Linked DNA regions of Homo sapiens: region 2 is linked to region 1. A link is an interaction called in ENCODE POLR2A ChIA-PET data of the cell type or tissue named here. Cell type or tissue: OCI-LY7. All regions are shown on one strand. Links, peaks and the distances in the headings refer to the core of each region. The heading gives the core; the rest is flanking DNA.

Region 1 (5,079 bases), core at 712-4,711:
GCTTTGTTGGTTTCTTTTGATGGTATCATATTTCCCTGAGTTTTCACAATCCTTGTGTCTTTACATTGATGCCCGCACATTCGAGGAGATGGTCACTTCTTCCAGCTTTTACAGGTATTCTTGGTGGTGTTAGACTTTTAGTGCTTAATGTTGTAACTTAGTCACTGGTCTGCTATTGCTTCCTGGTCTGGGGAAGCCTTAGGAGAGTGCTAGAATTCAAAGGTTGTTTAAAAGGAAAAAACCTTTTAGTTGTTTCCAAGTAAGAGGAAGGTTCCACATTAGCACCTGGGCTTTGTGGGAAATCTAACCAGGGATTCAGGCTTTCCTGTGGGTTTTGCCTAGAGTAGGACTGTTGCATCATCCAGTTTTCTCAGTATGGCATCTCTGCTGATTGGAGTACAGAGCAGCTGCAAGATCTGCATGTCAGTTTCAGCAATCAGCACCTCCGCTTTTTGTCCCCAGTTCACCCCTGGTGTTTCAGCCCACCTGGTACTTGCAATGGTTCATGAGACAGGACCAGAGTGAGCTTCTTGTGAAGATTCTCAGACTGGTGGGGAGATCAAACTTCCATCTCCAATTCCCTCCTTTTACCTTGTAAACTGTGGGTCTAAGGAAATTATCTGTGAGTGGTGTTATGCCAGCTTGGGGGAAGGGGTGGCGCAGTCTAAAATGAAGTGAGTATTATAATTCATAATTTACTGATGAAAGATCAGGAGCCTGGAGACATGGATTACTTTGTAGTTAGAAAAGTGCAGTACAGGAACTTGACTTTTGCCTGGGTCCCATACTTGGATCACTGCCATCCACATTGTTAATTGGACAAGCTGAAGCAACACCTCTGTATAAAGGTCAAAAATTCCCTCATGTGTAGCAAGTGATACTAACCTTCAAGGTTCTCACCCTTGAGCAACAATGCTAGCTTTGCCGTACTTCAGTGTGAGTGAATGTAGTCAGTTTTTCAGTAAGCACAAGATGATGTGACTGATGTATTCCAGGAAAATGGGCAAAATAGGTAGAAACGCATACACAGTTTTGGGAAACCTTTAGCTTTTATTCTTGCCTAATATATAGCATATTTTCTGCAAAAATTATGAGTTAAATATACTTTAATGAAGATGGGTATTTAAAATATAATTATGACAATTTAAAAAATCTTATGAATACAGAAGGAAAGCCAGTAAACAAAAACGATAAAAATAAACAAACAAAAAATAAATGAAATAAGAATAAAATCTTCTCAAGTTCTAGATAGTCTATTCATTTCTTTTCTTTTCCAGGTAGAAGCTCCCTGGAACAACTGCTGGAATAAGGTTCCAGAGTGGAAGGTAGTTATTTCACTGAGAACACACATCTGATTCATGCAAGAAAGTCCATGTTCCAGACAGGGCAGCCAAGCCTAAGTACATTTCTGCTTCATTGAGGTCTCAGGAAAATGTAAGCTTTCAGGACACTTGAGGTCGCTGCCTCAGTGCAGCTGTATTTTAATTTGTGTGAGTCCTTATACCTCATTTAGGTTTAAAAATAGGTGCTCTCCTTGTCTGTGGTATTCAGCTGCAAGTATTCCAGAGTGCCTTTTTTATAGCTGGCTACCCGTCTGGGTTTTTGGCTTCTTATCCCTGCTGCCTGTCTTTTCTGTAAAGAGTTGGCAATCATGTCTGAAAATTCTGCTTGCAAACGCTGTTGATTCTCCCTGGAAACAGAGTGGGAAGAGAAAATAGAACTTCTCAGCAATTCATACAGAATATTCCTTAGCTCCAGAATAATCAGTTCAGTTAGTCAGTTACTCTTTGAATGCCTATTCTGTGCTAGACACAGGAAATCCAAAGAATACAAAATGATCCCTGCCTTTGATGAGCTTAAAAAACTGTTATCTCTGCTAGGAAATTAGGCTTCAATTTCAAAGTGAAACAATATGCTGCTGGAATTTGGAGGCATGGTTGGGAGGATCTAGGTTTACATATGCCACTGCAGGAAGGGGAAAAGAAGCTGGGAGGATGCTAGGCCCCTGCCACACAACCCTGAAAACTCATTGGTCCCACACATACTTAACAGTGTGAGTCTTGTTTGGGGAAGGCTTAGAATGGTGGAGGGGACCACGAGTTTAGAATGGACCTGGAACACTCCAAGTAAGGAGCCAGGTTTCTCATGCCCCAGGGAAGATTTGGGTTGTTTTGGCTTTTCTAGAAGGTTGCCATCTCTCTGGGTCTGACATCTAGGCCTCTGCAAGACAGAGTTTCTCAACCATAGCAAAAGCCAAGGAAATGGCCATATGGCTGCAGTAACATGTATTGACAGGCAACTGGGTGACAGCTTGAGTCACCTTTAGGAGAAGTGAAACCTGTCAGTTAACCCTGAAACTTTGTCTTCCTCATCTCAGGGAGAACACAGACTTCATGTTAAGACCCAGAACCGCAGTCTTGGGGTTGGGGCAGGTCCTGTTTTCATCAGGCAACTCAACAGAAAGATGAAGACAGGAGTGGAATGCAGAGAGCCTCTTTGCCCCCAGTATGCTCCACTCTTGTCAGAACAAGACATGCATGAAGTGAACTCTAAAGTGTCTTCTGTTCTCCCGAGCAAGCCTGGAACACAACGCTAGCTTTGCCATGCTTTATTGCAGGGCAATATAGTCAGTTTTTCAGCAAGAACAAGATGATGACTGGTACAGTCTAAGAAAGTGGACAGAATAGGTAGAAGCTCATACCCAGACTCAGGAAACTTTTAACTCATTCTTGTCTAATATATAGTATATTTTCTGCATAAACTATAAGTTAAGTATACTTTAATGCAGATAAGGCATTTAAAACATAATTTTGACAGTTAAAAATATCATGAATACAGAGCCAGTAAATAAAATGAAATAAATGAAATAACAAAATCTCCTCAAGTTCTAAATAGTCTGTTCATTCTTCCTCTTTTCCAGGTGGAAGCTCCCTCTTGGGATAAAGGATCCACAGTGGAAAAAAAAAAAGGTAGTTTTATACTGAGCCCCCACATCTGATTCAGGGAAGCAAGTCTGTGTTCCAGACAGGGAAGCCAAGGCTAAATACTTTTCTGTTTCATTGAGGTCTCAGGAAAATGCAGGGTTTCAGGATAATCCCCTTCTTGCAGTCTAGGAAGGGAGGTTTCTAAACCTTCTCATGTATAGTCCCTTACTTCTTATGCAATATATGCCACTTGTAAGGCATTTGCCAATTTAAATTGGCTGTAACTAACAAAGCCAAGATCTCTAATTTCCTCCCTGTCCCTGCCACACCCAGAAGCTTACACAGTAGGAGGGGTTGGCAGGTTGAATTTCTGGTCCTTCATCCCAGTCAGCCAGTAGGTAGTCTCATTTCCTCTTCCCTGGTAAGACAAAAGAGTTACGTACCACGGAGTCCAAGGAGTCAGTTCAGTTGTAGACCACTGTTTCCATAATGATCTGTTTCTGTGACATGTTTCACTTCCGCATTTCTCATCAGTGCCAATATTTAAGCACATCACACATTCCTGTTATGATTTGCATTATCTCTAGACAGATTTTTATTTCCAAGTGCCTTTTTAAAAATAAGTTTCTCATTCAGCAGACATCCTTTTCTCAAAGTAGAGTTTTCTTTTTTTTCCCCAAAAGACATTTTAAAATATCACTCTAGCAACATCACAAGAACTCTAACTTAAAAAGGAAGAAAATTCATCTACAATTCTGCTACGTCAACAAATCCAACTGGTTGTCATTGTCCATATTTCCTTCTAGCCCTTTTTGCAATAAAGTTTTGCTACAAAACTTTTGCTACAGTTTCCCTATCTTATTACAAACACATGTACATCACAATTAAGAACTCATTAAGTGGCATTTCTGGGGCCCATCTGGAGGCTACGGAATGTATGGAAATTTACTGGAATACTGGAAACCCTGTTTTTGCTAAAGCTGGTATTTGAAAAAGAGATACAAAATACATATGGCCCAAACACAGCCAGTGAACCACTATTTTTAAAAAATGAGTTTAATAATATATATCTATAATATATATCAATAATTTAAAAATGAGTGATTGATATATATATATATATAATTGATATATATTGTTAAACTCATTTAAAAAAGTAGTGGTTCACTGGCTGTGTTTGGACCATAGCAATCCATAAACTGGTTCTATTTTGGGGTAAGTGTTCTTTGTAAAAAATGTACTTATGGAGGACTCAAAAAGCAAGTGTGATGTTAGGACACTTTTACGTAAAAGGAGACTTTTCCAAGGTGCAATCCAAATGTAAAGGCCAGAAGCATTATGGCTACCGGAGACAGGTAACTTACAGTTAATAGCTGGCTTTGCCAGTTGTGAAAAGATTCCAATAACTTTGGAAAAGCAGCCTGAGAAGCATTTGGAGACAACTGATGGCTATGGAGGGCAGCTGTTTTAAATGTGAGGAACTGCATGAAGAATCTGGAATAGCGATTCTCAAATATTAGTGTGGTCACAAACACATTATCTTGTTAAAAATATAGATTTCTGATCTACGCCCACAGAGAATCTTGCATAGTAGGCCTGGTAGAGTGTCCACACATCTGCATTTTAACAAGCTTCCAGATGAGGAAGAGGAGGAGAATGGGGCCACACCTTGTCATTCACTCCTTGTGATTCTAGAGCTTCCGAATAGTAAAGCAACTGGCAAGAGAGGTGACCTCAGATCATAGCAGCAGTGTGTAGTAAGAGTAGGGAAGTAAGTGGGGGGACAAGGGTTTTGATTCAAATTAAATAAGTCCTGGACCAGACTGTATGTAGCTCTTGTGTTTGGAGGAGGAACTGGATACAAAACCTGGATATGGCAGAGGAAATGCTGGCAGAGTTCAAAATCTCAAAAGGGCTCTTTGGAGTAAAGGCAAGTTTTGAGTTCACATTTTTTGGTGGTCATTTCTCTTGCAGAGGATGGAGGGTGCTCATCGTGATGAGTACAGAAGAGGATTAGCATGCTCAACTTTCCTGGCCAAGTCTCAAAGGAGGTGGCCCAAGCGTGTCTGAGAGCTTTTCCTATGCATTGTCTCTGTGGACTCCTTACCTTTAAGTATGTTTCTCCTCTCACTTCATAAAGGAACTGGCACTCAGT
Region 2 (5,079 bases), core at 708-4,707, 300 kb before region 1:
AATGTGGAATATTTGAATGAATGAGAGATGGGGAACCCCACAGAAAAGATTATATAATATCACACGCTGGGAGAAATAAAATAACAAAATTTTTGTGGACTTATTGATACTGACTACAATCTAACATGCAAATTCTGTAGGACCCAGGACACCACTATTTTCATTAGCCAGAATAAGGTCCTTAAGATATCATATAATAGTTGGAACTCTAATATGAATTTGTTGCACCTTTGTCCCAATCAGATTCTGAACTCAACCTGAAGTTTCACATAGTCCCTGCTTAAAACATGATGTCTGACTAATTAGTTGGATGGTATGATCTACATTGTGGTTGTCAATAATCCTTGGCCTGGTTCTTGCTCAAAGTAGCAACCTGGTAGTGAAGGAGGCTTATCACCTGGAGTTTATCACCCAGTATTCACTTCACTAAGGCTAACTTGTCTGCTAGCATTGCTAAAGTTTGTTTGTTTGTTTGTTTGTTTGTTTGTTTTTTGAGACAGAGTCTCACTGTGTCGCCCAGGCTGGAGTGCAGTGGCATGATCTCAGCTCGCTGCAACCTCCGCCTCTCAGATTCAAGCAATTCTCCTGCCTCAGCCTCCCGATTAGCTGGGACTACAGGCGCCCACTGCCATGCCCAGCTAATTTTTGTATTTTTAGTAGAGACATGGTTTCACCATATTGACCAGGCTGGTCTCGAACTCCTGACCTTGTGGTTCGCCCGCCTTGGCCTCTCAAAGTGCTCGGATTACAGGCGTGAGCCACCAGGCCTGACCTGCTGAAGTTTAAATTGGCAAAGCACGCTGACTAATGAACAGAAAGTCCATCCATAGTTTACAGGGAAGTCATGCATCTGATTGCAGGTCAGCCAGTTTCACTGGCTCCCCTTGACATGTATTTGTCACTGTTTTGCCTTTACTTAGACTCCCTCTGGTTGTGTATTTGCTTTCATGGTTATAGTGTCATCATGTATGAATTTACTGAATGCGTTATACACCACTCAGACATTGCCTTAGACCATTCTTCATAGTATAAGAAATGAAGCTGAAGTCCACAGTATTTCTTGTTATTATGCTTTTTTTGTGCTTACAAGTCAGCCATATAAGAAACTGGAACATTTTATTGAAAATTCAACCAGACTATAAGATTGGGAACCTCATTTTGCAAAGTTACAGCTGTCTTGCAGAATGTGATATATGTTCTGAACCAGTGACCAACAATGATACTTTCCCTCCCATAGTAAGGAATAAGATTCCAGGAAACTAGCAGTGTACTTGGGAGGGGCACTGCTCATGATTGCATGTAATAATCTGTTTTCAGAATTTTTGTCTCCTCAACTTGTAACCACAGGCTTTTCAGCTCTCAATTCTCAGTACCCAAGAGAAAGGTGGAATGTGATAATAGCGGAAATAAATTTGAAGTAGAAACTGCCACCTAGCCATTTCAGGCTCCATATGCCATCAGAGCAAGACGCAAAAAGGATGTGACGACTTTAGCTGTATTATAGATCTTGATTACATAGGGGAAATGAAGAATACAGCAAGAATCCTAGGGAACACCTGGGGTCACCTCCTTTTACTACTATCTAATGGTGCCAGAGTACCTGAGACCTATTGGAAGTATCACAAATAATTCATCACCCTCAGAATTGAAGGTACAAGTCACTCTGCTCAGGGTGGGGTGAGGAGGTAAGAGAGGAGAAGGAAGAGGAGCAGTATCATACAAGCTTAAGTGTTGCTGGACGGCAAAGAACACAGTCCAGGTAAAAAGAAAGATAAGTCATAAATACTAGCTACCGCCTCACAACCAGTTTCAGACATGAGGGCTTTAGCCATAGTCTCTATGTCAAAGTTATTATTATTGCTAATTTTGTTTTTTGGTAATTGTGAAAATTACTAATTGTCCTCTGTCACTTCTTTTTCCCCCTTCTTCTTCTGTAACAGAACATCAGTTTTTTTCTTTTTTAGAAAGAATCTCACTCCGTCACCCAGGCTGGAATGCAATGGCAAGATCTTGGCTCACTGCAGCCTCCCCCTCCCAGGTTCATGCAATCCTCCCATCTCAGCCTCCAGAGTAATTGAGACTACAGGTGGGGGCGCCACCATGCCTGGCTAATTTGTATTTTTTGTAGAGATGGGTTTCACCATGTTGCCCAGGCTGGTCTCGAACTCCTGGGCTCAAGCGATCCGCCCACCTCAGCCTCCCAAAGTGCTGGATTACAGGTGTGAGCCACCACGCCTGGCCAGAACATCCGATTTTTCTCTTGGCACATGACTACTCGAAATAAAGATTGCTCTTCCTTATCTCTCTTTAAGCCATGTATGGCCATGTGACTAAGTTCTGACCAGTGGAGTATAAGCAGAAGTGTTGTTTGTGAAAATCCTTAAAGGGTGAGGGATGCTGGGGGAGGAACAAACCATTTTCACTTCCTCCTTTTCCTTGCTGACTGAAAAGTCATAATGTATGTTCACTGTATATTTTGAGAGTATTCAATTGGTCCATAGAAGCTAGGACAAACAAGTGAGATATTTGAAACTCATATGAAGTATTAAGCCTACATATCAGGTAAACTACTAGCTTATAAGATACAGGTGAAACTTGGCTGGGCGCAGTGGCTCAGGCCTGCTCCCAGCACTTTGAGAGGAGAAAGCGGGTGGATCACTTGAAGTCAGGAGTTTGAGACCAGCCTGGCCAACATGACGAAACCCCATCTCTACTAAAAATACAAATACACTTCAGCCTGTCAGCCTGTGCAAGGAAATGAATTTTGCCAAGAAGAAGAATGAGCTTGGAGGTGAATCTTTCCTTAGGATTTTCCTTAGACAAGAACTCAGTCCAGTTGAACCTTGACTTCAGCCTAGTGATACTTTGAGCAGAGAAACCAGTCATGCAGTGCCCAATGTCTAACCTATATAACTATGAGCTAGTAAATGGGTATTGCTTTAAGCTGCTAAAATTGTGGTAATTTGTTACACAGAAATGGGAAACAAACACAACTACTCATTAGTGATACTCATTATGGTGTCATTCTGGTCTCATCTGTGCTCTACCCTAAAAACACAGATGACACCCACAGCTGTTTAGCAGGTTAATTAGGGAGCTACAGTTGTAGTCAGGCATACTTGCCCTCCTTGCCTTTTGCTTATAGAGCAAATGAGTGAGTTGGTTCCAGGCACTCTCTGTCTGCTAGGCTCCCTTGTCCAAATCCCAATTCTGCTCCTCATGAGCATACCTTCAAAGGGAAGACTGATGTAGCAGAAACAAAGATAGGACCTGTACACATTTGGAAACCCATGATTCACATTATGTGGTCTTTTTGCCCCACCTGTATCCTATCCTAAGTATGTTTACCTGTTATCTCATTCCTTTATCCTTGTTGCTCAGTCTGTTTTTTTGTTGTTGTTGTTTTGTTTTTGTTTTTGTTTTTGAGACAAAGTGTTGCTCTGTCATCCAGGTTGCAGTGCTGTGGCTCGACCTTGGCTCACTGCCACCTTCGCCTTATGGGTTCAAGTGATTCTCCTGCCTCAGCCTCCCTGGTAGCTGGGACTACATGCATGTGGCACTATGCCTGGCTAATTTTTGAATTTTTAGTAGAGATGGGGTTTCACCAGGTTGGCCAGGCTGGTCTTGAACTCCTGGCCTCAAGTGATCTGCCTGCCTTGGCCTCTCAAAGTGCTAGGATTACAGGAGTCAGCCACCACGCCTGGCCCAGTCTTTATTTTATTTTATTTTATTTATTTTTTTAAGACAGAGTCACCCACTCTGTTGACCAGGCTGGAGTGCAGTGGCACTGTCTCAGCTCACTGCAATCTCTGCCTCCCAGGTTCAAGCAATTCTCATGCCTCAGCCTCCTGAGTAGCTGGGATTGCAGGCATACGCCACCACACCCAGCTAATTTTGTTATTTCTTTTAGTAGAGACGGGGTTTTGCCATGTTGGCCAGGCTGGTCTCAAACTCCTGACCTCAAGTGATCTGCCCGTCTTGGCCTCCCAAAGTACTGGGATTACAGGCGTGAGCCACCATACCTGGCCTCAGTCTGCGTTTTAAATTGATTCAATAAACCACATAATTCAGGCATCTTTACTTAATCTGCATGGCTTTTTGTACGATGACTTCTGTGATAGCTTGCATGGTAGTATACTTAGGGGCTACTATTGAGTCAAAGTAATTTCCCACATGACAAATGTGGATGTAAGGACTGGCACTCAAACAGCCATCTGGGACCCATGGGGTGAAAGGTTCATGCTGAGGATGGAATAGCAGCAAGACGGAAGAAACGAGCAACAATTTAGTGGGAGCCTGAATCTCTTATGATGGGGTGTCCCAGCCCTGGATTGGCTCCCTCTATTTTTTTATGTGTGAGAAAATAAACTGATATATTTTTAAAGTCAGTATTATTGTAGATTTTCTGTCACAGCTCAGTCTAGTTCTACTTAATACACTAATATTTCATATTTCTTCCACTATTTTAAATCACTTTTTCAAAATGTGATCAGTCTAAGGGCCATCAAAAGGATCTATCTGAGCTACTTGTCAAAATTTAGTTGCTACCCCACAGTCTGTAGTGGGGCCCCAGGATTCTCCACTAATGATGAGTCTCCTTGGATATTCTTATGCCACCAATATTTGTAAATCACTGATCAATAGGAAGTATCTCTGTTTTTTGTCTTTAGAATTTAGTCCAAAGACTAAATAATGGCAAAGAATAAAACCTGGGGCTGGGCACAGTGGCTCATGCCTATAATCCCAGCACTTTGGGAGGCTGAGGCAGGCAGATCACTTGAGTTCAGGATCAGCCTGGGCAACATAGAGAAACTTCATCTCTACAAAAAAATACAAAAATTAGCTGGGCATGCTGGCACATGCCTATAGTCCCAACTATTTGTGAGGCTGAGGTAGGAGGATCACTTGTGCCCTGGAGCCATAGGTAGCAGTAAGCTGAGATCACGCCACTGCACTCCAGCCTGGGTGACAGAGGAAGACTCTGTCTCAAAAAATAAAATATAATAAAACCTGGATATAGGTCCCCAAAGGAACTAGAGGGCTGATATAAAATACCTAGATATTTTGAACCAAAGAGAA

What was found. ChIA-PET counts read pairs that join two places held together with the same protein. Peaks named below come from ENCODE experiments on the same cell type or tissue, not always from the same donor. Only the 100,000 strongest peaks of a DNase experiment are listed, where the experiment ranks them.
Region 2: POLR2A ChIA-PET joins it to region 1 with 6 read pairs; 1 of 35 experiments calls an interaction of 5 or more read pairs at or near these places.

What each region holds. Positions count from the first base shown.
Region 1 is chr12:14,611,602-14,616,680 of GRCh38, forward strand. GUCY2C (guanylate cyclase 2C) reads right to left here. Exons shown (of 27, transcript NM_004963.4): 25 at 5,032-5,079; 26 at 3,266-3,342; 27 at 1,031-1,690. The coding sequence ends at 1,516. It overlaps PLBD1-AS1 (PLBD1 antisense RNA 1), which reads left to right. Exons shown (of 6, transcript NR_120465.1): 3 at 1,278-1,325; 4 at 2,921-2,969. Among named protein-coding and RNA genes, the nearest start is that of PLBD1, 46 kb to the left of the region's middle. RefSeq lists enhancers at 2,288-2,337, 2,348-2,447, 2,468-2,717 and a silencer at 3,250-3,299. In OCI-LY7, for the core only: a CTCF peak has its summit at 1,500; DNase peaks (open chromatin) are centred at 1,430, 2,330 and 3,400; H3K4me3 peaks cover 2,611 bases; H3K27ac peaks cover 3,870 bases.
Region 2 is chr12:14,312,670-14,317,748 of GRCh38, forward strand. No RefSeq gene overlaps it. Among named protein-coding and RNA genes, the nearest start is that of ATF7IP, 50 kb to the right of the region's middle. In OCI-LY7, for the core only: CTCF peaks have their summits at 2,226 and 2,433; a DNase peak (open chromatin) is centred at 2,382; H3K4me3 peaks cover 363 bases; H3K27ac peaks cover 1,330 bases.